Regions from separate parts of the Homo sapiens genome. Here region 1 is linked to region 2. Evidence: read pairs that join two places in POLR2A ChIA-PET (ENCODE). Cell type or tissue: PC-3. All regions are shown on one strand. Region 1 overlaps KMT5A (lysine methyltransferase 5A). Region 2 overlaps DDX55 (DEAD-box helicase 55).

What was found. ChIA-PET counts read pairs that join two places held together with the same protein. Peaks named below come from ENCODE experiments on the same cell type or tissue, not always from the same donor. Only the 100,000 strongest peaks of a DNase experiment are listed, where the experiment ranks them.
Region 1: POLR2A ChIA-PET joins it to region 2 with 8 read pairs; 10 of 35 experiments call an interaction of 5 or more read pairs at or near these places.

Annotation. Positions count from the first base shown.
Region 1 is chr12:123,395,893-123,398,392 of GRCh38, reverse strand. KMT5A (lysine methyltransferase 5A) reads right to left here. Exons shown (of 8, transcript NM_020382.7): 5 at 1,961-2,048. Among named protein-coding and RNA genes, the nearest start is that of KMT5A, 13 kb to the right of the region's middle. In PC-3, no CTCF peak of the experiment used is centred here; no DNase peak of the experiment used is centred here.
Region 2 is chr12:123,613,490-123,615,989 of GRCh38, reverse strand. DDX55 (DEAD-box helicase 55) reads right to left here. Exons shown (of 14, transcript NM_020936.3): 9 at 674-805. It overlaps LOC105370041 (a long non-coding RNA gene), which reads left to right. Exons shown (of 3, transcript XR_945475.3): 3 at 2,025-2,500. Among named protein-coding and RNA genes, the nearest start is that of SNORA9B, 2.0 kb to the left of the region's middle. In PC-3, no CTCF peak of the experiment used is centred here; a DNase peak (open chromatin) is centred at 1,329.

The DNA of each region.
Region 1 (2,500 bases), 220 kb after region 2:
CAGAGGCCCTGTGTGTGGGCACACCGCAGCTCCAACCCTGGCTGGGAGGTGTCTGGGATTCTGTGGTCTGGCACCACCTCACCATCTGCAGTGCTGTCTTTTTTTTTTTTTGAGACGGAGTCTTGCTCAGCCACCCAAGATGGAGTGCGGTGGCGCGATCTCGGCTCACTGCAACTACCGTCTCCTGGGTTCAAGTGATTCTCCCATCTCAGCCTCCCAAGTAGCTGGGATTACAGGCACCTGCCATCATGCCTGGCTAATTTTTGTATTTTAGTAGAGACAAGGTTTCACCATGTTGGCCAGGCTGGTCTCGAACTCCTGACCTCAGATGATCCGCTCACCTGGGCCTCCCAAAGTGCTAGGATTACAGGTGTGAGCCACTGCACCTGGCCCAGTGCTGTCTTTAAGAGTGACCTAGCAGGCCGAGCACGGTGGCTCACGTCTGTAATCCCAGCACTTTGGGAGGCTGAGGTGGGCGGATCACCCGAGGTCGAGAGTTCGAGACCAGCCTGACCAACATGGACAAATCCAATCTCCACTAAAAAAAAAAAATACAAAATTAGCTGGGCGTGGTGGCGAATGCCTGTAGTCCCAGCTACTCAGGAGGCTGAGACAGGAGAATCACTTGAACCCAAGAGATGGAGGTTGCGGTGAGTCGAGATCACGCCATTGCACTCCAGCCTGGGCAACAAGAGCAAAACTCCATCTCAAAAAAAAAAAAAAAAAAAAGTGACCTAGCACAGCCTCCCACTGCTGACAAATGTTTTAAACAGCTCATTCTTGGCTGAAAGACATTGCCTTTTTCAGGCAATAAAACCAAAGCTGCTCTCTGTGGGGAAGAAAATGGACCTTTTTAAAAATTTTTTTTAAATGAAGCTTCATCAATTAAAAGAAAAAGAGAAAGAATACTAGACCACTGTGTATCTGCGCATTTAACATCAAGAACGCTGAAGGAGTCCGCATGAGGGCTGAAATGCTGAAACTGCCAAAGCCGGGGTCCCCACCTCTCTGTGTAGGATGCAATCCTGAGCACCTCTCCCAACCCGGTGGTCACTGTGGGGGTGAGGGAGAGCAGAGGGGCAGCCCCAGGTGTCCCTGAGGGGGAAGAGCAGAGGGACCTGCCATGCCCTGCGTTTCCTTCACAGAAAGGCAATAACCACACCTCACTGCAGCAAATATTGACTGCCTGCCGCATAGCTCAACCCTCTGCAAACATGGCAGCGGAGGCCCGCATAGGCCAGCTGGCCTTCCAGCCGGTGCTGCTCACTGGTCTGCAGGCTCCTAGTATGGCAGCAGCGTGGGAAAGAGCAGACGGGAGTGACAACACTGAGGAAGCAGAGGTGGCGATAGTAACAGTTAGCTGGCACTTACTGAGTGCCAAGCATGGTTCTAAGGGTTCCTCTTGCATGACCACATTTATTGAATGCTCACCACAGCTCTAGCAGGTACTACATTATTGTACCATTTTACAGACTGGAGAGCCAAGGCATGGACAGGGTAAGTGACTGGCCCAAGGCTACGCAACCAGCAAGTGGCCCCAAGCCACTGCTGTTTAACACCCTGGGCCACAACATGGAAACTTCCAGAAAACAGACAAGAAAAGCCTCTGAAAGAACAGGCAGCCTTTCCCACAGTCCCAGGCTCCCAATGGCTCTGCCAACAAGTCCTGGAAAATCCACCTTCAGAGTCACACCTGGCTTTCCCTGCCACATGCTACAAGTCACAAGGTTCCTTCACACAAGTGTCTTAACCAAGCCCTGCAGTGACCCCAGCAGAAAGGCAGGACAAGCTTTGTGAGGATCCCCGATAGATCCAGGAGAAAACCAAGTCCAGAGGGGCCAAGAGACTTGCTCCAAGATGACGAAAACAAGGCTGAGGACACACACATACGCACACGCCAAGCACTGCTTGGTGGGCCACCCTGCCCCTCCACAAACTGGAATTTAAAGCACGTGACTACCTGCAGCTCGGCTTTGCTCTTCCTGGAGCTCCTTCGGACAGGGTAGAAATCCGTAAGTTTGCGATTCTGTTGCGTTTTTCCTTGAGCTCTGGGTAAGAGGGGAAGAGGAGAAAATAAATATCAGGACTGAAAACCTGGAGGCACACAGCTCCTTAGAAGGCACACACCGAGGAGGCACACAGCTCCTTGGAGATGATGTCACTTAAACACCTTTGTCCACTGGAGCCTGCAGGTCACTCAGTCACCTGCCCATGAGGGCCTCAGAGGAGTTTCAAAGACGGGCTGCTGGCTGGGCGCAGTGCCTCATGCCTGTAATGCCAACACTCTGGGAGGCTGAGGCGGGAGGATCACTTGAGCCCAGGAGTTCAAGACCAACTCAGGCAACACAGCAAAACCCCGTCTCTAAAAAAAGGAAAGAAATTAGCCAGGCATGGTGGTGCACACCTATGGTCCCAACTACTCGGGAGGCTGAAGTAGGAGGATCACTTGGTCCTGAGAGGTTGAGGCTGCAGTGAGCTACTGCACTCCAGCCTGGATGAC
Region 2 (2,500 bases):
TTGTTTTTGAGATGGAGTCTCACTCTGTCACCCAGGCTGGAGTGCACTGGCGCAGTCTCGGCTCACTGCAAGCTCCGCCTCCTGGGTTCACACCATTCTCCTGCCTCAGCCTCTGGAGTAGCTGGGACTACAGGCGCCAGCCACCATGCCCGACTAATTTTTTGTTTTTAGTAGAGACAGGGTTTCACCACGTTAGCCAGGATGGTCTTGATCTCCTGACCTCGTGATCCACCCGCCTCGGCCTCCCAAAGTGCTGGGATTACAGGCGTGAGCCACCGTGTCCGGCCTTAAGCCACAGACAGTTTCTACCCAGACAGGACAAATGGATTTGCTCCTTGCTGCTTGACAGTCATCACAACCTTTCCCTGGACCGGGCACAGGGCAATCTGGGAGTGAAGACAATACACAGGACTCCTGTGTCACGGAGCCTGCTGTCTAGCACAGAAGTTCAGTAACTAGGGAAATGACATAGCAAAAGGCAAAGCAATTGGAACAGGGCAATGGAGGCTCGGGGTGTTTACAGAGATGTGATAACCAGATTAGAGAGGGAAGAGGGTTCCAGGCAGGAAAGACAACACATGCGGACAGCACAGGCTACTAGAGAATGGGGCATTTGGGGACCTGAAAGAGCAGTGTGGCAGGAGAGCTGCTACCTTCAATGAAGCCCACCCACCTTTGCAATTTGCGGAACTCCATGAAGATCTTATTGCGTTTATATTTCATCTTTCCGTGAATGCACATAATCTTCACGCCCTTCACCAGCACTTCCAGAGCCTTCCCATAGTATTCCACACAGGCACAGGTGCTGCAAGAGGGACAGAGGGCTTAGAGTCATTGGCCACTTTGGTCCTTCTACAACCGGGAGAGGGGAACAGTGAGCAATAGCTGCAGCAGACGCAACCTAACTACAAGCCCTCCCTAGGGGAATGACAAGGAAAATGGCAGTGGAAATCATCCACAACTGAGTTCTCAATCTGTAATCCTCTCAGCCAATGAAAGGCCAATCTTTTGACAAAATCCCTTAAACATGAATTAAAACCCCCAAGGACATATTTTACTGTCTAAAGATGTTCTCACGGGAAATCTCCCTGACCCCGAGAAAGGAATTAAAGTGAAACAGTCATTCAGAACAAAAGCAATGACATCTTAGCCACAAATAGTGTTACAAGATTTAAAAACATTTCTGCTTTCCGTTTAGGGAACTGCTTCTTTCCCAATTAGCAGGATTCCCAAGGGCTCAGCAAATAACCCAAGCTAGGCCAGTCAGATCCCTTCTCCCAGATATTTGGGACTTGGAGCTGAGTCATCCAAAGACAAAAAGGGGTTGGCAGTCATCCCAATAAAGATATGCCCTAAAGAGATGGCCCATGAACTCCTGCCAGGGAGCCTCCTTCCCTGGGAGCTGGACACTCAACATTCTCTGAATCTGTGAGCTCCTTACCCGGCACCCTTCTAATAAAGTTCACCCTGGACCCTTTTCCTTAACTGGAAGCATTCCCAAGTGACTTCCCATCCTTTTGCAGATGAGGGAACTAAAACTTACCAGAGACACAGAGTAAGTGGCAGAACCAGAACCCAGGTCTAATGCTCCTCCCACTAGACCAGACTACTGCACTACTGCATTCCAGTTTGGGCTAACTCTTGTCTACTTCAGTCCCTCCACCTGTGCTGTGACCGCTCTTTTCCACCTTGAGTCACATAGTATGTAATGAAGTGGTGTTTCACACACTAAGCCTCACAACCCACAGACCTGGTGGGTTCTGAAATCAATTTAGTGGGTCTCGACCAGCATTTTAAAAAAATTAACAGCTGGAGTAGAACAGAATAGAAAACATCCCACCTAGCAGGGTGCAGTTTCATGAAAACCTTTGTTTTATTGTCTTGTTTGGGTGTGTACCAAATTGTACTTCTTACTGTGGGTCATGGTCAATATTGCATTTTATTTGTAGGATAACAGATAGAAAAGAAATTATAAATATAAATATATAAATAAATATAAAATTATTTTTTATGTACTACTAAAGATCAACACATTTATCTCTGGAGAAAAGGGGAAAAGAACCAACCAGTCCAAAGAACATATGCATCTGTCCCTACGCTGCCTTCTGACCACAGGACAAAACCCCACTGTGGCGGACTCCATGGGTGGCTGATAAACACTATTCCCAACCACTTCTTGCTTCACTGGCCACTACTACAGAGGCAGAAAAGCTGCGCACTCATTTTCTCTGCTGCTCTTGAAGTGAGGGGCCACCACGTGACCCACTTTTGGCCCCTAAGATGAATTCACAGCTGAAGTCAACTAGGGCAGAGGGGTTTCTGAAGAAGCTCTTTGCTCTCCTGATTAAAAGGCATGGATATAGCTAACATTGCCCTAAGCCCCCTCTGCCTTTCCCCCCTTATCTTTCTTCAGTGGAGACATGACAGGGTGTAATAGTGGTCATCCAGAATCCATGAGGTGACACATAGGAAGAGAAGACCAATCACATCAACATTGACC